4 separate regions of the Homo sapiens genome follow, and regions 1, 3 and 4 are each linked to region 2. Evidence: chromatin contacts called from ENCODE Hi-C or POLR2A ChIA-PET data. All regions are on one chromosome and are shown on one strand. The core of a region is the stretch at or near the end of the contact, and the rest is flanking DNA. Distances in the headings are between cores, read along the strand shown.

What was found. Hi-C counts contacts between places; a loop is a spot of excess contacts on that map. ChIA-PET counts read pairs that join two places held with the same protein, here RNA polymerase II (POLR2A). Pooled maps may share reads with other maps.
Region 1: a pooled map shows a loop between it and region 2 (7-fold over the local background). The contact joins two enhancer-like sites. A Hi-C loop is called at or near these places in 1 of 168 maps with a recorded cell type or tissue (natural killer cell) and 5 of 50 pooled maps. POLR2A ChIA-PET finds 5 or more read pairs at or near these places in 2 of 52 experiments (OCI-LY7 and activated naive CD8-positive, alpha-beta T cell).
Region 3: a pooled map shows a loop between it and region 2 (5-fold over the local background). The contact joins two enhancer-like sites. A Hi-C loop is called at or near these places in 4 of 37 single-sample maps with no recorded cell type and 6 of 50 pooled maps. POLR2A ChIA-PET finds 5 or more read pairs at or near these places in 4 of 52 experiments (GM12878, activated B cell, activated CD4-positive, alpha-beta T cell and 1 more).
Region 4: a pooled map shows a loop between it and region 2 (5-fold over the local background). The contact joins two enhancer-like sites. A Hi-C loop is called at or near these places in 8 of 50 pooled maps. POLR2A ChIA-PET finds 5 or more read pairs at or near these places in 2 of 52 experiments (OCI-LY7 and activated naive CD8-positive, alpha-beta T cell).

What each region holds. Positions count from the first base shown.
Region 1 is chr14:71,688,609-71,694,391 of GRCh38, reverse strand. The region is part of intron 13 of SIPA1L1 (signal induced proliferation associated 1 like 1); the gene reads right to left. Among named protein-coding and RNA genes, the nearest start is that of RGS6, 240 kb to the left of the region's middle. Within about 2 kb of position 1,756, at least 3 of the 41 ENCODE cell types and tissues checked have a DNase peak (open chromatin) inside an H3K27ac peak, as active enhancers do.
Region 2 is chr14:71,554,168-71,559,299 of GRCh38, reverse strand. All of the region lies in intron 4 of SIPA1L1 (signal induced proliferation associated 1 like 1), which reads right to left. Among named protein-coding and RNA genes, the nearest start is that of SNORD56B, 160 kb to the right of the region's middle. RefSeq lists a silencer at 3,158-3,257 and enhancers at 3,678-3,737, 3,848-3,907, 4,068-4,127. Within about 2 kb of position 3,504, at least 9 of the 41 ENCODE cell types and tissues checked have a DNase peak (open chromatin) inside an H3K27ac peak, as active enhancers do; they include GM12878, where a contact is called at or near this core.
Region 3 is chr14:71,356,180-71,361,617 of GRCh38, reverse strand. All of the region lies in intron 2 of SIPA1L1 (signal induced proliferation associated 1 like 1), which reads right to left. Among named protein-coding and RNA genes, the nearest start is that of SIPA1L1-AS1, 37 kb to the right of the region's middle. Within about 2 kb of position 2,862, at least 3 of the 41 ENCODE cell types and tissues checked have a DNase peak (open chromatin) inside an H3K27ac peak, as active enhancers do; they include GM12878, where a contact is called at or near this core.
Region 4 is chr14:71,709,907-71,714,976 of GRCh38, reverse strand. The region is part of intron 17 of SIPA1L1 (signal induced proliferation associated 1 like 1); the gene reads right to left. Among named protein-coding and RNA genes, the nearest start is that of RGS6, 220 kb to the left of the region's middle. Within about 2 kb of position 3,121, at least 2 of the 41 ENCODE cell types and tissues checked have a DNase peak (open chromatin) inside an H3K27ac peak, as active enhancers do.

The DNA of each region.
Region 1 (5,783 bases), core at 507-3,006, 140 kb before region 2:
TCATTTATATGCAATGCACTTCACTGCAGTGAAAACAGAGAGTTGAAGGGGTTGGACATTTAGGAAGAGATGGTCCAAGATACGTCCTTCATTCTTCCAGAAGCAGTCGCACACCAGGCTAAAAAAGAGAGCTGACACACACACATACACACACGCACACACACACGGATTTCTAACACAACCACCCCTGTCCTCCACCACACCTATTCCATGAATCAACTCACAGGACGACATATATAGTGCCAACATTAATAGATTCTTATTAAACTGATCACTCCAGATTATGACTGATTACAACTTATCAACTTATGGCTATGGAATTCTAAGTGACAAGTTGATGGTAAAATATTTTCCTAACTGATTAGGTAAGATTAATTAAATCTCTATTCTATTTCTTACTTTTTATTCCAACATGAGATATGTACAAGGACATAAGGCCCTCAGTAACCCAAGTGCAAACAGTGAGCTGGTGGTATAAACAAGTGAGAGCACTTCAAACAGCAGCAGTGATGGACAAATTAAATGCTTGAGTCCATAATTAAGCACAGCATTTTACCACAACTTAGCAATTGCTATCCAACCAGGGAACAGGACCAAGTTAAAGTCTTCTGTCTTCAGCCATGTATATCAACTAGGATTCTTCCAAAATTATGTAAAAAAAAAAAAAAAGAAAAGAAAAAAGAAAAATCTCTACAACAATTCAAGGTGATGTAATTTGGGTGCTATAACCGGAGTAGTTTGAACAAGTTGTGTTCAACTTCAAGCAACTCGTGCCTGTCTTTTCATCACTTCCTGTTGTGTACTTTGTGAACAGAGTTACTGCTGGCTTTCTAACCACATAATTCATACCAGCTGTTCAGACTAGATCATGGGAATCCTGTTCTTTTTTTTTTGAGACGGAGTCTTGCTCTGTCTCCCAGGCTGGAGTGCAGTGGTGTGATCTCGGCTCACTGCGATCTCCTCCTCCCAGGTTCAAGTGATTCTTCTGCCTCACCCTCCCGTGTAGCTGGGATTACAGGCACCCGCCACCACACCCAGCTAATTATTGTGTTTTTAGTAGACAGGCTTTCGCCATGTTGGCCAAGCTGGTCTCCTGACCTCAGGTGATCCACTTGCCTCGACCTCCCCAAGGGCAGGGATTACCAGTGTGAGCCACAGCAGTTGGCCCCAAAATCCAAAACTTTTTGAGCGCCAATATAACATTCAAATGAAATGCTCATTGGAGCATTCTGGATTTCAAATTTGGGATGCTCAACCAATAGGATCAATGCAAATATGCGCAAAATTAAAAAAAAATTGAAATTTGAAACATTTCTGGTTCAAGCATTTTGGGTAAGGGATGCTGAACCTGTATTACCCTAATTAATCTTCACAGACTCTAAGAGGTGGGGCTGTGACCTACTTGAGTCATGGGGATGTTAAAGTGCAGAAGGACAGGACCTTGCCCACTGCCACACACTCCCAGTAGCGTAGGCAGGATGCAAATCATGGCCCCTGGACAGCACAGCCTACCCTCCTGGTGCTTCTAGGAATTTCCAGGCAGGTCACACTAATACACAGGTGGCCCTGCAGAGAGGAAGCCGTTATGGAAACATTTCCCTAGGGTGAGTGCAGAATAGCTACTTTCGAGGCCCAAGGAATGATGAGTAAGTAACTGAAGAGCTGGAGCTGGACACAGTACTGGAGCATTCTCCTCCCATTCCTGGGCCACTCTGGAGTTTGTAAACGATGGGGAACTGGGAGGTGTGCCAAGCTGAAGCCATTGTGCCCATTTCCTGAATGCCTGAATAGGAACCACTGTTGCAGTATCATCTAAAAATGTGAACTTGCAAATCACATCAACTCTAATCCTGACATGGATGCCAGAGTACGCTGTTTCCTGCAAGGAGTGGAAAACAGGAGCCTTCAGAGTCCGGTCACTTTAAGTCAAATGCGGCCCTCTGCTTTTCTCCCTTGTCTTGGCTGACAAATACACCACCAGAATTCAGTTCCAACTAAAACCTTTTGAAGGAGTCAATCAAGATCTTGCATTTCACTTTGAGTCAATTTTAGAAAAGCTCTACCAGCAATATACTTTTAAAATGAAGTATTCTAAACTTAGTCAACAAAAACCAAATAATTCTACTTATATCTATGTTTAATGCTATAGCTTTATCAGACTATCAAGTGCTTTGCCTTTACCTATCATCTAATTTTTATAAAAGGAAATTGGTTTATTTTCTCCAAGATAGATTAAATTCTGTCCCCAGTTACTTAAATAAGCCCTTTTGTTATTAAAGGGTCATTACCACAAATGGAAAGTAGAGGAAACTCTTCGTGTGGAAAGCTGGACTACCATGTGAAGTGTAGACACACTAAGTTGAGGAAACTCTTCTTAAAAAAAGCATTGGGAGCCTATTAAATGCCAGAGTCTGTGGCTGGTATTTGGAATACAAAGATGAATAAGACAGGCTAAGTTTAAAGAAATGGACAAATAACATTAAAGCGAAGTTTCATAAATTTTGTGAGTGAAGAAGCCATGTGGTGGTAAGAACATTCCTAGTGAGGCAATTAAGGTAGAAATGGGAGGAGAGTGTTTTGGGGAAATTAAAGGCGACTTGTCAGAGGAGCAGGCATGGCAAGACTTCAGCAGTCAAAAGAAGGAGTGGAAGGTGCACCAAGTAGAGGAGCTCCTAAAAAGGCATCAAGGGGAACATAGTGCTTGCAGAGGAGAGAGCCACTCCCATGCCTAGGGATGGGGGTGGTGACGATGATAGGGGAAAAGGGAAAGGCAAGTCCACATAGACAAACTTTTTGGGAGGGACAGGGTCTCACTCTGTTACCCCGGCTGAAGTGCAGTGGCGTGATCACGGCTCACTGCAGCCTCAAATGCCCAGGCTCAGGTGATCCTCCCACTCAGCCTCCCAAGTAGCTGAGACTACAGGCATGTGCCACCACACCTGGCTAATTTTTTTTTATTTTTTGTAGATACGGGGTCTCACTATGTTGCCCAGGCTGGTCTTGAACTCCTAGACTCAAGCCATGCACCAGCCTTGGCCTCCCAAAGTGGTGGGATTATAGGCATAAACCACAGCACCCAGCCAACACAGGCAAACTTGCTGGTGAGTTGGACTTGATCCTGAAGGCTGTGTGGAACTATGGAAGGGCTATAATGAAAAGGCACAGCCTGAGGAGTATATCCATTTTTATTAGGTCATCCTTCCAGTGGGAGGCTGGTAATCATACCTAGAGGCTGTTGGCAACAGTTTAGGTAAGCAAAAGAAACTTAGTGCGAAATGAGAACTTCTCAGGCAATGGCAGGAACATGTGTGGAGATGGGATGATAGTGCTGAGGGGAAGTTGATAACGAATCCTACTTCTGCTCTGGATACTCAGGTAGATGGCAAAGCCATCCACCAAGGTGGGTAACACACGAGACGGAAGAGGCAGAAGGAGGGGCAGGTGTGAAGGTCAAGTCAGCTTGAACTTGTGAATGTGAGACACTTTCATGCCTTTCAAGTGCATATGTTCAGTAGGTAGTCAGGAATATGAAAAGTGAAAAAGAGACCAAGGCAAAACAGATCAGCTAAGGAACTGCCCACATACAGATGACAGTTGAGGTTGCTCAAGTGGATGAACCTTCTAGAAGAATTGCACAGTGTGGGATTCAAATAAAAATGAGGAAGAAGTGGGGAACACAAATTTCAGGGTGATGAGATAGGCGCAAAGAGCTGACGATACAAAAAAAATCAGGAATACCTTTTGGAAGACAAGGAAATGTAATTTGAAGAAGGAGGGAGTAGTGAATGGTATCAAATAAGCTAAGGACCTAACACCATCCAGAAGCTTTAGAAATGTAGAAGTTAGCTGGGTGCAGTGGCTCTCACCTGTGATCCCAGCACTTTGGGAGGCTGAGGAGGGAGGATCACTTGAGGCTAAGAGTTTACAACTAGTCTGGGCAACAGAGTGAGACACTGTCTCTATAAAAAAAATCATTTCAAAACATAAGCTGGGTGTGGTGTGGCGTGCACCTGCAGTACTAGTTACTCAGCAGATTGAGGTGGGAGGATGGCTTGAACCCAGGAGTTTGAGTTTACAGTGAGCTAAGATCAATGCCACTGCGACAGAGTGAGACCCTGTCACAAAAAAAAAATAATTAAAGAAATGAAAAGAAATATGGAAGTCAATGGGCAATGGGGACCTAGCTGGAGCATTCCCAGTGAAGTTCAAAAGTCCCATGATTTCAGGATCCTCATGGCAAGGCACGAAGCTGTGATGGAGGGGGCCAGTATTTGGAAAGCACAAGTCTGAGGCTTCTAACCACAGCTAATATTCTAAACAAAAGAAGAGTAAACATTAAATGGTGCTTGTTTTGTTTGAAAGCAGAAAATGACACAGTGGAAGATTAGCTTAGATCCTGTATGATATAACAAACTTAAAAAGTATTTCCTTAAAAATCAAGACTGAATGGTCACGTGACTATTATGCTCTCTGAGAGGAGAACTCTTTTAAGTTTGTTTCCACCATATTCACACCCTATATGGTGCTGGTGTCTGTAAGGAAGGAGGGAGGGAGGCTGCAGACGCAGCTGCCATAACTGCGTGAACAAAAAAGGCCCCCCATCCAGCTTCTTAAGAGTTAAGTGCAGGGGTCTCAAGGGGAGTAACAATGACATCCAGGTAAAACTCAGAAGTACCAAGTGTTCAGTGAGCTCTAACATCAAATATTTACATAAAGGCTGGTAATACCAGCCTAAAAAAAGGAGAAAAGAAAATCATTTTACATGCTAAGATGTCTGTTGTTTATCCAAAGCCCCTCAAATAGCTCAACTTTTATAAGCATATTAACACAGATCAGGGTTTTATTGCTGATCCCGCATTATGTTTAAACACAGTAATGTATCAAGTTCAGCGTGCCACAGCCAGCAATTTTTATTTCAATCCTACCCTTAAGCTCTAGGTAAATTTGAGGCCAAAATAGTGACCGTATCATATTACCTATTTCTGTTGAACGAATGTTAATTGTTAATAACTACTACTCTCACAAATACTGTAAAATTCTGTAATCAGAAAGCCACCTGGAGAGCATAAAACTCATATATTTAAACCAAATAGAAATTAGACTTTATTCTATTTAGATGCCAAATGGATTATCAATTCTTACTGTGTCAGTTTCTCTTAACTATGTATAAAGAACATCATCCAACTAAAGAATTTTTATTAAAACTCAAAACACCAACATTTTTATGTCATAAAAATCCTGACCTTGATATTAAAGGAAAAATATTATGCAGATTTATTTTTTTTGTTCCTAATGACCTTTAAGTCTGGGATACTACATACAAATTAAAGAAAAACTATGCTTCTACAAGCAGTAAATTAGTGTTTTCACCCAAAATGGACTGTGTTGGATCCATCCATGGTTACTTAAGTGGGCAGATTTGGGGAGCACTGGAGGAGTAGACTTGAGATGGCTGCTAACTTGAGCTTAAGTATAGCTGGTTTCTCTATGGTTAAACACAATTTCCCTAACCTACAGGAGAAAAAATGAATGGAATGAACAACTGTAAAGCATTCTTTAGTCACAATATTACGCCACACCATTACTGGTAAGGCAAGATTCAAGGTCTGGCAGACCCTGTCATTTATTTTCATGATTTATGATTCCTCTGAAAGGTCCAAATTATACTTGGTGAGTACAAGGTACAAATTGTAAATGGCACTCAGGACGGCGCTGGTATGCAGGGGAGAGTCAGATGGATGAGGGGTGCCCCGGTACTCCTCACTTCTGTATCTCAATAAGGT
Region 2 (5,132 bases), core at 2,255-4,754:
GGTCAGGAGTTCAAGACCAGCCTGGCCAACATGGCGAAACCACCTCTCTACTAAAAATACAAAAATTAGCTGGGTCTGGTGGCGCATGCCTGTAATCCCAGGTACTCGGGAGGCTGAGGTAGTAGAATCGCTTGAACCAGGGAGGCGGAGGTTGCAATGAGCTGAGATAGCGCCACTGCACTCCAGCCTGGGAGATAAGAGTGTGACTCCATCTCAAGAAAAAAAAAAAAAAAAGTAAAGCTGAAATTACGATTGAGTAGAAAATGAAAATGTTGACATCTGCTGCTAGTTTGCATGCATCAAAATGCTTCGGCAAGGCCAAGTGCCCTGGCTTACACCAGTAATCCCAACATTTTGGGAGGTCAATGCAGGAGGATCACTTGAGGCCAGGAGCTTGAGATCAGCCTTGGCAATACAGCAAGACCGTGTCTCTACAAAAAATAAGAAACTTAGCCAAGTGTAGCGGCGTGCACCTGTAGTCTCAGCTATTTAGGAGGCTCAGGTAGGAGACTTGGTTGACCCTGGAGGTTTGAGTATATAGTGAGCCATGACTGTGCCACTGTACTTCAGCCTGGGTGACAGAGCAAATCCTGTCTCTAAAAAAACAAAAACAAAATGCTTCAGGAAATTAAAAAGAGACTCCCAGATTATCTAGATTCACAAACTAAACCTACATCAGCAAACTACCTAAGTGCACATATGCCCGTTCAACAGCAACCACGGCTTTCACCAGCCTTCCACGCCATTTCTGATTACAGTTCTGGTTACAGCCAAGTGAAAACAGAGAGAGTGGTTAGCTAAGGCTCTTTAGTAACCTTCTCCCAGGAGAGAAATCTACCTTGAAACATGATGGAGCTCTCCACTGTCTGTAGTTTCCTACTGTCTCCTAAAAACCTATCACTCTTGATGTTATCCAGAAAATTAATGGCAAAGGTAAACCCAGGTTCATCTTTAGAAAAACAATGCTCTCTATATAGTCATGAGATCACCAAACATCTCATACAATGGCTGGTAAATTCTAGGTACTCAAGCAGAAGTATTTCTTTTTCCTATAATTTTAAGTCCGTGCCCTGATATTCACTCAACAAATATCCATTATTCCATAAATATTTGAGGCATCATTCTACATGCTGAAAATACTGCCCTAAAAATGTTTATATTTACTTTGAGAGACAGACAATAAACAAACATATGATGTAAGAGTATCACTACATACTTAGGCTTTAAATTCAATAAAATATTTTTTTACCTATGTCACCTGGAATGCCAACAAGAATATTACTTCTAAAAGTGAGTTTTTGGTGTAAAAATCATGAGACAACTGATTTAAGTATCACAAACCAACACTTAATAATTACCTACGATGTAAGTTAGCAATATTCATTTTCCAGCAAATTGGAAGCATTTTCACTTCAATGGATTTATATATTTCTAAAAAATTGAACTTGTACAAATTAGAAATATAGCAGTTATCACCATAAACTATGTTGGCAGTCAACTTGAGCCTAATGCTACAATCCATAACTATCACAGGAAAGTAAGGTAGGTTTTTTTATATCAGTTACATCTGAAAAGAGTCACAATTTCTGGGCCTCTTAAAGTATGAACTCACATAGGAGTCAATCATGACTAGTTTAATTTTATTTTACTTTGTTCATTTTCATATTTGTATTCAATAAGGTACTTTCGCAACGATCCAAATGTAACAGAACCACAGATTAACACAGAATTAAACAGGCACTCACATCTCAAGTACCACATCAAAGCCAAAAGTTAACAATTAGTGCAAGTGGCCCCTTTGTGCAGAGAACTACAAAAATACAACCTGTAGTAACCATGATCAGCAGCAAAGTGCTCCTAATTCTCAAATAGTGGATTTCTTTTCTTATGAAATTAATGGGTGGTAAGGACTTAGTTTGAAATTAATAAAATATCAGGGAAAAAATGTGATATCTAATGGGGAAACATTTTCCATGAGCAAAACTAATGAAAGAAATCACAAAAGAAAACATTGACAGATTTGGGTACATGAAACTTTTAAACATCTGTACATTAAAAGGCAAACCAAATACTAGTTTAAAAAATACCATAAATACAACGCAGACTGAATACACTGAATATATGCAAAGATTTGTGAAGGAAGATAAAATACTAAGATTCCAAAAGAAAAATGGGAAAAGAAGTATTAATGGGTATGGTGTTATGATAGCTATATTGGTTTTTGTCCACAGTTCCTAGCTCCTAACTCCCACAGTCCTTGTTATAATGCTGGGGTACTTTAGGCCTCAGGAAACAGAATCTCTCTCTCTCTGACCTCCTGTCCTTTCACCTGCCCAAGGCAGGGCTCTAATCTGATTGTGGATCAAAAGACACTCATTCCAGAGAGTCCTGCTCCATATCCTACGGGAAGGAAAGCTACACAGAAAGGCCAAGAAAAGTCTGAATAGACAGGCCTTGCTGGATTTAGATAATGTGCTTTTTGTCCAATCACATTTCTACACGGTTGTCAACCAGGCCATGTAATAAAACCTCCTTGTATAAAAACCCAAAGGACCAGGTTTGAAGAGCTTCTGGAGAGGTGAACATGTAGAAGTTCTTGGAAGGTGGCACGCCAAAGGAGGGCACGGAAGCTCCGTGCTCCTTCCCTGATACCTTGCCCTACACAACGCTTCATCTGAATCCTTTGTAATATCCTTTTAAATAAATCAGTAAACATGTTTCCCTGAGTTCTGTAAGCTGCTCCAGCAAATTAATTAAACCCAAACATGGGGTTGTGGGAACACCAACTTAAAGTTGGTCAGTCAGAAGTCTGGAGGCCTGGATTTACCAATGATGTCCAAAGATGTAAGGGGCAGTCTTGGGGACTGAGCCCCCAACCTGTGGAATCTGACACTATCTTAGGGTGGATAGTGTTGGAACTGAATTGAGAACATCCAGCCAGTGTACGCTGTTTGGCATGTGGAGAAAAAAACCCACAGCTTTTGTCACAGAAGTGTTTTCTGTGTTGATGATTGTCATGGTGGTATGAAAGCAGAGGAAAGACACGGTTTGAGAGTTTTTCTGAAACAGTAGGCAATTCACAAAAGAAAAAATTGGTTAAACATTTGAAAAATGTTTCTGTTCAATAAATACAATACAGGCACACCTCATTTTATGGCACTTCACTTTATTGCACTTTGCAGGTGTTTTTTTTACAAATTGAAGGTGTGAGGCAACCCTGCATTGAGCAAGTCTGTCAGTGCTATTTTTCCAACAGCATGTGCTCACTTCCTGTCTCTGTGTCACATTTTGGTAATTCCCACAATATGTCAAACTTTGTCATATTATTACATCTGTTTTGGTGATTTCTAATCTGTGATCTTTGATGTTACTACTAATCTTTTGGGGAATGCCACAAACTGCACTCACAGAAGACGGCAATCAATCAACAAATGTCAAACAATCAACAAATGTCGTTTGAGTTCTGACTGCTCCACCCACCAGCCATTCCCCATCTGCCTCCCTCTCTTTGGGCTCTCTAGTCTCTGAGACCACAACACTGAAATTAGAATGGCCTCTAAGTTCAAGCGAAACTTGAAAGTGAAAGGAAGAGTCACAGGTGTCTCATTTTAAATCAAAAGCTAGAAATGATTAAGCTTAGTGAGGAAGACATTTGAAAGTTGAGAGGCTGAAAGCTAGGATTGTACCAGTTAGCCAAGTTGTGAATGCAAAGGAAAAGTTTTTGAAGAAAATTAAAAGTACTACTGCAGTGAACACATAAATGATAAGAAAGCAAAACAGCCTTACTGCTGAGATGGAAAGTTTTAGTGTTCTGGAGAGAAAGAAGATCAAATCAGCCACAACATTCTCTTAAACCAAAGCCTAATCCAGAGCAAGGCCCTAACTCTCTTCAATTCTATGAAGGCTGAGAGAGGTGAAGAAACTCAGAAGAAGAGTTAGAAGCCAGCAGACATTGGTTCATCAGGTTTCGGGAAGGAAGCTGTCTCCATAACATGAAAGTGCAAGCTCACCAGCAAGTTATCCAGAAGATCTAGCTAAAATGATTGATAAGGTGACTACAATAAACAACAGATTTTCAGTATAGATGAAACAGCCTTCTCTTAGAAGAAAATGTCATCCAGGACTTTCATAGCTACAGAGGAGAAGTCAATGCCTGGCTTCAAAGGTTCAAAGAACAGTCTGACTCTCTTATTAGGGGCTAATGCAGCTGGAGACTTAAAGTTGAAGCCAATGCTTATTTACAATCTGAAAATCGTAGGGCCCTTAAGTATGCTTTAAGAAAAATAAGAGGTATTAATTTTTATAAAATGTGCTCATTAGCTACTGGAAGAGTGAAATTGTTGTTTTTTTTTTAAATTAGGAATATGTATCGAGAGCCTTTAAAATGCTTACATACTTTTTTTCCCAGTTATTTTATTCCTGAGTATTTTTTAAGGAAACAATTCAAAAGACAAAATTCTGTGCAAAAAAAGGGTTCATCACAGCATTATTTAGGATAGCAAGGAGCTATAAACAACCTAAATGCTCCCAAACTATGTTTATAGCAATAAATATTATAAAAAGTGTGGTAGCCCAAGTGTAGCAGATCAGGGGAACAAGAATGAAATTCCCAAAACCTCACCAAAAAATTTTATGAAGAATCAAATCACAGGATGTTGTAATTTGTGAACTGTTATCTTTTTCTTATCAATATAGAAGTTAACAACAACAACAACAAGCTCTCTTTATACAGAAGGTCACCTGTGGGAAGTGTTACTCAAGAATGCTGAGAACATCTTCGGTTTCACAGTGGGGCAGAACTGACAGGGAGCTAAAGACTGAAAGCAACAGAAAAAGAACATCTTTTCTCACCAGCCTACATCAGAAAAGCAGATACATTTTTTTAACTTTCTTCTTTAAAAATCTTTATATTTTTTATTTTTAAGTCTGTGGTGTTTAAGTTGCACGATTTTAAGGTCATCTGCTTTTAAATTCAATATCATGGCTTCATGTGTGCAAAGAAAGCAGTAATACTGTTTAAAAAGAAATGAGGAATCTAAACTTCCTTAAATTAACATTTGAAGGTTTGAGCACAGTGAAACCAAGGTTCAATATCAAGACATTAATTTGTTCAGAAAAAAAAATACTGTATC
Region 3 (5,438 bases), core at 1,613-4,112, 200 kb after region 2:
TAGAAAAAGGCCCTTGATAGGCCACCAGTGACTGCACAGCAAGTTCTTACGTAATGACTTATCTGGTAGTCACACAGGAAAACCCGTTGACCAGGATAAAGTGAGGGGCCCAGGTTCTCAGATAGCCATCTCAAGGGAACTGTTGTTACATGGAGCCACTGAAATGTGAAATACACACACACTATTTGTAAATGTGAATTTTAGAAAGTATATGTATGGAAGCACTAAGCATATCATGAACAAATACAGACCATAAGCTTGTAGAGCCAAAAAAGACCCAATACCCCATTACCACTGTAATACTCTTAATTTTACCAATAAAATTAAGTCAAAACCTCCTGACTGCCAGCCCAGTGCTCCTAATAGTACACCTGCTTTCTTATCAACTGTGAAAACTACATTTTGGAGTATACTAAAATTGAGTTACAACTCAGTTGCATGATCAATATCTCATTTAACCATGTGCTGCAAAAGCAAAATTTACATAAAAGATTAAGAAGTAAAAACCTTTATCATATCCCTAGTGAAGGGGGAAGGGTACAGTGAGGTTTGCTGTCTTTCTCCATACCAGTATAATTTTATCCTCAGGAAAAAAAAATATATATAAACTATATATACAAATCATCTCTCTTTTCAAAAACTGCTGCCAAAACCAGTACATCTAGGAAAAAGACACAAAATATGATGTCTTACTACCCTTACGAAGAATGGCATAAATAACAATCCTTTCTTAAGGTTTAAAATATTTTCTAAGTTTTTTTCACTGTGCTATCATTAATTTCCTCTAATGTAATTTTAGAACAGATCAAGTAGATACATTTCCTCATTTCAGTTTCTTTAAAACTTTGATTTGCTGACACTTCTTCTAAGACAATAATCAACAGTGATCTCTCATTCTGTTCATTTTCTCAACTTCCAAAAGGCAATTCCTCAAGTAAGCACATTTTTGCAAGACTAAAATAATGCACATACTTACACACATAAAAAGAGAAAGACATAAATACTTTGTATAGGATGAAATAACTGCGTGACTTTTGAAATTTTTAAGATAAAATGCAGACCTCAAAACAAGTTCGTAATTGCTCCCTGGGTTATCTCCAAAGAGAGGCTTGTACATTCGTCTCCTATTGATACTTCAGTGAAAATCTGTGACAAAAATTCATCCCAACTCTGCCGTTAACTAGCTGTGTGATAGATACTGGGCAGGTCGTGTAAGCTTTGGACTTAGGCTCATATAAAAAGTTGGCATATCTGATTTCTATAGTATTTTCTAGGTTTCTTAATATCTTCCTAAGACATTATCTATCATCTTTATTGTCACTGAATTCTAAAGGTCAAATATATCTTTAGATAATAAAAATAACCATTCATAAACTACCTTACGCCCTAGAACTCAATAGAAGACTACCATCAGCTTATCTGAAACCTTTAGAACATTATAAGCTTTATCTTCATTAAATGTTATCGCTTTGTCTCATGTTTTAGCATTTTGTAAAAAGTTTAGATTAGTAGAAATGTACTCTCACATCTAGATGACCCCGAAGCACTGTTCAACTCTCACAAGATGGGAGATCTTGATGCCTTCACTTCCTTCCTCATCCATCCTCCATCACCACAGTACCCTCATACCCTGAAACTCAACTTTTTGGGCCACAATGTTGACAACAAAAACCTTTTAAACCACTTATGTTAAAAATCAGCTACATGTCCAAGTCTGTATCTGAGAATCTCTGTATGCATTTTTATCATTTAGTACTCTCGATTTTAAGATCTAAAGAACCAGTTCCATTGATAATATCTGCATAATCTCATGACTCTTCATCTGAATCTGAGTTCCCTGTTTATTGCCAAACAAGCAAGGAGGTTCCAGAAAACTGTATACAACACAACTCATGCACTTACTTTCTTTATATACCAACTGATGATTTTGCCATCCTCAATTAAGTCAATTAAAAAAACAACCAGTAGGACTGAGAATCTGTCATTTTACCAGTAGGAATCCCAAAAAGCAGCTGCTTTTGCCAAGTTCATTCATTCAACACATTTATTATCTACTATGTGGCAGGCACTTTTTATTTTTCATCCTGGGGATATATAAACAGACAAAAGTCCCTGCCTTCATATGCTCTACTGAAGAAGATGACACACCATAAATAGAAACCATAATAGACAAATTATATGGAGGAGATGTACATATAAGGTGTATTAGTCTGTTCTCATGCTGCTAATAATGACATACCCGAGACTGGGTAATTTATAAAGAAAAAGAGGTTTAGTGGATTCACAGTTCCACATGGCTGGGGAGACCACACAATCATGGCGGAAGGTGAAGGAAGAGCAAAGTGACATCTTACATGGCGGCAGGCAAGAGAGCGTGTGCAGGGGAACTGCCCTTTATAAAACCATCAGATCTCATGAGACTTATTCACTATCATGAGAACAGCACAGGAAAAACCTGCCCCAATGATTCAGTTACCTCCCACTGGGTCCCTCCCACAATATGTGGGGAATATGAGAACCTCAATTCAAGATGAGATTTGGGTGGGTACACAACCAAACCATACCATAAGGTCAGAGGGGATACATGCTTGATATGGTTTAGATCTGTGTCCCCACCCAAATCTCAAGTTCAATTTTAATTCCCAGTGTTAGAGGTGGGGCCTGGTGCAAGGTGACTGGATTTTAGGGGTAGATCCTTCATGAATGATTTAGCACCATCCCTTTGGTGCTGTTCTCAAGTTCTCACGAGATCTGGTTATCTAAAAGTGTATAGCACCTTCCCACTCTCTCTCTTCCTCCTGCTCCAGCCATGCAAGACGTGCCTGCTTCCCTCTGCCATGACTAAAAGTTTCCTGAGGCCTCCCCAGAAGCTGTCATGCTTCCTGTACAGCCTGTGGAACCGTGAATCAATTAAATCTCTTTCTTTATAAATTACCCAGTCTCAGGTATTTATTTATACTAGTGCAAGAATTGACTAATACAGTGCTATTGCAAAGAAAAAGGACAGGCTGTTAAGAAAAAGGGATTCAGGAATGAATGGAGGGCAGGTGGGCTCAGTCTTAAACAGGACGGGGTCAGGGTAAGACTCACTACAAAGGCAGTGTCTGAGCAAAGACATGAAGGAGATGATGAAGTGAGCCAGACTGAAGTTTCCTAGTAATTCTTAACTTGTACCGACTATACACGTAATGGCAAATGCTTTAGCAAAAGAGTTATGTATGAGCAAATTTATAAACAACCCAGAGGACTAAAATAGAAGAGAGCTGTGTGTAAATCCCCTCCATTTTTGCAGCTTATTTTACCAAGTGAAACTTACAACTTCAATTAGGTATGCTTGGTGTGTTTTTACCCCAAGTGTTATTTTGAACAAAATTCTTACTTCTGTGATTCATTTTCCTCAAAATTCAAAAATAAATGTCCCACTATTCATTTGAAACATAAAAGAGCACCAGTGTTGGCCGGGCACAGTGGCTCATGCCTGTAATCCCAGCACTTTGGGAGGTCCAGGCAGGTAGATCATTTTGAGTTCAGTAGTTCAAGACCAGCCTGGGCAACATGGCAAAACCCGTCTCTACAAAAATACAAAAAATAGAGGCCAGGCACACTGGCTTATGGCCCAGTACTTTGGGAGGCCAAGGTGGACCACTCACTTGAGGTCAGGAGTTCGAGACCAACCTGGCCAATGTAACAAAACCTCGTCTCTACTAATAATACAAAAAAAAATTAGCTGGGCATGGTGGTGTGCACCTGTAATCCCAGCTACTTGGAAGGCTGAGGCACAAGAATTGCTTGAGCCCAGGAGGCAGAGGTTGCAGTGAGCCAAGATGGCACCACTGCACTGCAGCGTGGGTGACAGAGTAAAACTGTGTCTCAACAACAACAACAAAAATTAGCCGGCATTGATGGCTCATGCCTACAGTACCAACTACTTGGCAGGCTGAGGCTAGAGAATCGCTTGAGCCCAGGAAGCAGAGATTGCAGTGAGCGGAGATCATGCCACTGCGCTGCAGCCTGGGTGACAGAGTGAGACCCTGTTTCAAAAAAACAAAAGAGCACCAGTGTTATCAACCAACAACTCCACTAAGACATCCTGACTATTACGTCAGGGCTCAAATCCCAGTATGGGGAATCCAGGAGCTTTTCCCAGTGTGGAGAAACCTGTGCTTTCCTAGAGAGTTTAGTGGGAAATGAATAGGCTATGAAATCAGGCGGCCTTACCACCAACCAGTTATACAGTCTTGAGCAAATCACTTCAGCCCCTGGGCTTTGGTTTCCTCAACTATAAAAATCAGGGTGTTGGACCATGTGATTTCGAAGTTCCTTATAGGGCTAACTCTCTTTCACACACACACAAAAAAAAACTTCAGATAAATAGCCATCTATTAAAAATTATAACATTAGCCAAGCACGGTGACACACAGTCCCAGCTACTCGGGAGGCTGAAGGGGAGGATCACCTAAGCTTAAGCATAGGAGTTTGAGACTGCTGTGAGCTACGATCACGCCACTGCACTTCCCCCTAGGAGACCAGAGTAAGACCCTGTCTCTAACACATAAAATTTTTTTAAAATTATAATAATGTCATGATTTGTAATTCTGCTAACCCACCATCAGATTCATATTAATTTCATTCTTCAATATTCTTCAAATAACTAATGAATTTATACTAACTGATTCATAAGTCTCAACTCTCTCTGATCAGAAAAACAAATTCACAAGAATGGGTCTTGACTTGCAGTGGTATTCACCAAGGATTAAAAAAAAAAAACCCTGGAATTTCTCTGTCTTTGGCTTTCCTATCAACATACCCCTGCTAGCTTAAATAGAATTTTAAAGTAACACAACCATAAAATATTCTTTATATCCCTCAGTGAAATAGTATTTGTTGTTGCTGTATTTTGTAGAGACATGGTCTCACTCTGTTGCCCAGGCTGGAGTACAGTGGCACCATCATAGTTCAGTGCAGCCTTGAACTGGGCTCAAGCGATCCTCCTGCCTCAGCCTCCCTGGTAGCTAGGACAACAGGTGTGCTTTTTTTTTTTTTTTTTTTTGTAGAGACAAGGTCTTGCTATGTTGCCCAGGCTGGTCTTGAGCTCCTGGCCTTAAGTAACCCTCCTGCCACGGCCTCCCAAAGTGCTGGGATCACAGGCATGAGCCACGTGCCTGGCCCAAAAAGTACGTTTTTAAATAGTAGGTTTCCTTAAAAGTTTCACTTAAAAGCTTATATTATTGATTACTATTATACTGCTTATAATTATAATTAACATTATATTATTTTAAATTGATACTGTAATAAGTATCTGTTATTCATGGAGCCCCAAATCATCTTTGTTATGTTTTCACTACTTCCTTACTGTGTAAACCTCACTTCCCAATATAGAATTTAAAAAAAGAAAGCAAATAAGCAAATTGGGGGTATACAAGCAGACATGTTAATTA
Region 4 (5,070 bases), core at 1,872-4,371, 160 kb before region 2:
AATTGTGTATTTGAGCTGTAGCTAGAGGAATGGAATTAAATATTGAAAAGGGAGAGGACTTATTATATACTGAAATTATTTAGAAAAGTTGTGTGGGCCAGGCTCAGTGGCTCATGCCGGTAATTCCTGCACTATGGGAGGCCAAGGTGAGAGGACTGCCTGAGCACAGGAGTATGAGACCAGCCTGGGCAACATGATGAGACCCTGTCTCTATAAAAATATTAAAAATTAGCTTAGCATAGTGGTGCATGCCTATAGTCCCAGATACTCAGGAGGCTAAGGTGGGAGGATCACTTGAGCCCAGAAGGTTGAGGCTATAGTGAGCTGCAGGGCCACCACTGAACTCTAGCCTGAGTGACAGAATGAGGGACCCTGTCTTTAAAAAAAAAAAGAGAGAAAAGCTGTGAAATCTCTTGAGATTATTTCCCTCCCCACTGCCCCAATAAAACAATTGTATGAATTCTCATCCTGGTAGAATGCTTTACATATGACGAAGAATGGGCTCTCTGCCCTTTCTGAATTCCTTTTGGCCTTATGATTTAATGACACTTGAAGAATTTGGGCTTGCTACATCAACTGAATGAATGGATTAGTTGCTTCATAGAACAAAGCAAAAAAATGTTTTGTTGGTGAGATCTGCATCAAGCATCTGTGGCTTGACAGAGGGCTCATTTTCTCAAGGTTCACTTGAAATTTCTTCCTCAGTGGTTCTATTTTTCAGTCTTTGAGGTTACTAAAAGTAACTGGTTCTGGATAAAATAACCACCCCCAAAAGCTGGAAGAGGTGTGGCAAGATCGCTTAGGCCAAATCACCTGGAGTTCTGCCATGTAACAGCAACATAGAACATAATCGTGAATGTTTATTGTATGCGGTGATGCAAAGCAAAAATTGCCAATTAAAATGATCCATACCCACAACCTAGGCTAAGGCAAATAGAGTCAACCACATCTCTTAAGAGAAGTTCTGGTTTTGTTATTTTAGAGGGTGAATTTTCATATTCTGAGTTAGTCCATAATATTTAGAAAAATAACATTCTCATCTTAAGGAAAAAATATAAAAGAGAGGCAATTAATTGTTAGTAACTAAAAAAAAAAACATTTCCAGGCAGAAAAGATTTAGAGAAGGAAATGTTACAGGTAAAGACAACGGAGTAACTTCTAAACAAAGATGGAAGGCATATTTCTCACATCCATAGGATGCCAATGAGGGTGCAGGGAACAGGGCATACACAGAGGCACACAGACAGCCCAGTGTGCCAGAGTAGCCTGAGGCAGTCCTAATGTTCAATGTAAACCACACATAAGAAGCCTTTCTTTTCCTCAGCTCTCAAGAAACATACAGCTTTTGTGGCATGAACCATCAACCAGAAAAAGCACATTCATGAAATTGAGCTGTGTTGACAACTGTGGGCAGGCATTTTTCTTGGTCTTTAACCAGTTCTTCCAGTGATAATGTCAGACACTGACCAACATATATCTAGATCCTGACTGATATTTGTATATTAGCTGTTCTAAAGTTTTTCCTTGTCATACTTCGTAGAGTTTACAAACTTTTATGTAGACATGACAGTTTACTAAGACTTCATGCTACACAAAGACTCTATGTATGCTCTCATACCTACACCTATAAGCACTGCAGCTCTGTGCAAATACTGATGCATCTGTACAATAACCTTCAAAATAGTTAGTGGTTTTCTAAGAGCCAGGAGTTGAGGATTTATGTAACTTTTGAACTGGTTTGAGTCATCAGGCAAAAAACATAAAGAAAAGTCATTCTTTCATTTTTTTGAGACAGTGTCTCACTATGTTGCCCAGATTGACCTCTAACTCCTGGGTACAAATGATCCTCCTGCCTCAGCCTCCTGAGCAGCTGGGACTATAGGCCCATGTCACCGTGCCCAGCTAGTTATTCCTATTTGCTCATTGGCATGTATTGAGTATCAATCTATTATGCTCATGTTGGCACGGCCTATGCAAATATACTTAGGATGAACATATTGGGTGAAAAATCCTCTTGTACTGACTAGATGGCAGTAAAAAGGTATATGTGATCGCATAAGTGGGTAGTAATTGGCTACAGGTGTCTGAGGGGGCCTTAGGGAAGCAAGAGGAAGGAGACCTGGAGAATAGCTGGCTAACAACCGTGGACACCAAAACAAGTCAGGTCAGTCAGTTACAGAAGAGATATCTATGTGCAAGCATGAGGTAGGGTTTTTAGCTTTCTCATGTGTGTTCTCAAATTAAGCTCCAACACCAGAAACAGCATTGGTCAGCAGGTCTAGAGGATTTTGGACTAACTGAGGAGGTCCTTGATTGCCACACAAACTGGCACTGCCTACTGCCAAGGCCAGAACGCTAAGAAGAAAATGAATGCTGCTTAAATTTAAGAATGTCCTTAAATTACTACTATCTTCACCTCTCCTAGGCTTACCACTAATCTTTTTTTTTTCAGTGGTTCATTTTAAGATCTGAAAGTGAAACAGCCATTACCAAAAAATAAAATAAAATAAATTTTCTCCCTAAATTTCCAAGCTTCATAAAGATACACATATATTCTAGGGAGCAATAATTTAGAGCAATTAATAGACGTTTTTAGTTATAGAAAGTTACCAGTATGTGTGGCTTCTTTTAATGACATTCAAATATAGCAACTCTATGTAATTACCAACCTGTATTAATGTAGCTCTCATGAGGAGCTACAAAAGATCTGCATGATCATCAAGAGGGAGACTAGAGGACAGAGAAGGTAGGAATGGAGCCCAGCCAGAAAGATGCAGTGAAACTTAATCACTGTAATTTAGACTTTGTCACTGAGTCCCAGGTACAAGCTCTTTTAAGCACTGTCAAGATATCTCTACATTAATTGCTGTTCCTGTCTTCTGAGGACACAAACACTCTAATTTGCTGTGATTTTAGTTTTTCTATAGCAATGTGCATTTGGTGGCTAAGTCCCCTTTCCTCCAGAAAAGGCAGGCTGCTAAAGCTCTGATTATCCAACTCACTCTGCCAAGATCAACATACCAAAGTCTCAAAACATCCCTACTTACCAGAGTCTAGAAATGAATGTGACTCAAATGAGTGGGTGAGAAGCTCTGCCACCCTCCCTGAATGGCCACATTCTTCTCTTCTCTAGTAAGTTTGACTTTCAATAGGAGAGTTATTTCTAAAGGATGATTTCAATGATTCTGCATTCTTCCAGTTAGAAGCAGAAAATTTAGATAATCCTTTGAGGCCTTCAGGCAGCTCCAGTCAGCACATTCAGATAATGCAAACCCAGATGCTTTTTTCAGGGAGCTTTGTTGATCCCCTGGGATTTGTTAGATAATGGCACAGCCGCACATTCTGTGCTTTGGTTTCAGGGGCCCAGCTCTTTCCAATCTCACTCCATGGTGATGCCATTTGAGACAAGATCTCTATAACCAACTTTCTTCTGCCATCACATTGGACCAGAGAAATATTTTCAGATGGAAGACATTCTTAAAAAAAGGCATCCTCCTTTCAAAATGACAAATTGAAAACCAAAGAAATAGGAGTCAAACTAAACTTAAAAACCAGAGAGAAACTATTCAGATATGCAAAATGTTCTAAGTCAATGCACAGTCTACTGAGATGGGGATGTGCCAAGAACAGCCAGCGAGTGTCATCATTCTGTCTTGTGTGATTCTGTCTATATGGTTATGGCATCTGATGCCCACTTCCTGTTCTACTTTGGCAAACACATCTCTTATACCATTTGAATCAAACAATCTACTTTCTGAATTGTGGAACGGAATACATAGTACTCAAGAATACTGAGACTACTTTCCCAATTTCCTTTTGCTTGGAAGCCATGGAGTTTCCAGACCTATCACCATCATTTTGAGATCTGCAATGTGGTAGTGGTAAACAGAAACAAAACTAGTGAAAGGCTTCATTCCATGGGGCCTGACATTTTAAATGAAGGGAAGCTCAATGATAAGTAGCGATAGAGACTCCATGAGAAAACAAAATACTTAGCTGGTCAAGTGAAAGCAATCCAAATTAAGTAGAGGATGTCCTCTCTCCTTAAGGTTATCTGGGGTTTACTGACAGATTATGTGCCTAGATTTCCATTTGAAAAATAAAAACTAAATTAAGCCTCTCTATTACTTTTCTTTTTCTTTCTTTCTTTCTTTTTTTTTTTTTTTTTTGAGACAGAATCTCACTCTGTTGCCCAGGCTGGAGTGCAGTTGTGTGATCTTGGCTCACCGCAACCTCTGCCTCCTGGGTTCAAGCGATTCTCCTGCCTCAGCCTCCCAAGTAGCTGGGATTACAGGTGCCTGCCACCATGCCCAGCTAATTTCTGTACTTTTAGTAGAGACGGGGTTTCACCATGTTGGCCAAGCTGGTCTCAAACTCCTGACCTCAAGTGATCTGCCCACCTCGGCCTCCCAAAGTGCTGGGATTACAGGCGTGAGCCACCACGCCCAGCCTCTACTATTTTTCTTGCGGTCATAATCATAGCAGACCCAGAAGACAGCAAGGTTAGATGGTCTCACACATTGATCAATGACTGACAACAATCGAAGATAAAAGGAGAAACCACACAGAGATCAACAGGCCTAAAAAGACAGTGATGGAATGCTTCTTCCCTATGTGGATCTTGTCACATTGGGGATTTTAGGCTCCAATCAAGAGGAAACGACAAATAGTATTTATTTTATCTAGAGGTGTGATCTCCAAGGATACAGGGGAATGTGTACTTTCCTATTCTGAAAGGTATGTCTAATTTTAGCTACACGTTTCTATTGGACATCCCCCACTCTCAACCCATTGCTGCCAGGAGCCAATTACTGAAAAAAAGTTACAATGTAAATATCAGGTAAGTGAGGTTCTCGGCTTGAGAGGCACGTAAAGGACGTGCTTGGCATCGCAAACGATGCTCTGTTACTCAGAAAAGACCTCTGTCTTTTAACAATATGGTCAATATTTTAAAAACATAGTCTTCAAAAGCTTGTCCCAGTATACATTCCCTATTACTCACCGAAAGCCAACATTACAAAATTACAAATTTCCTCTCAAATTGTAGTAGCCAGGAACATTATTTTAAAA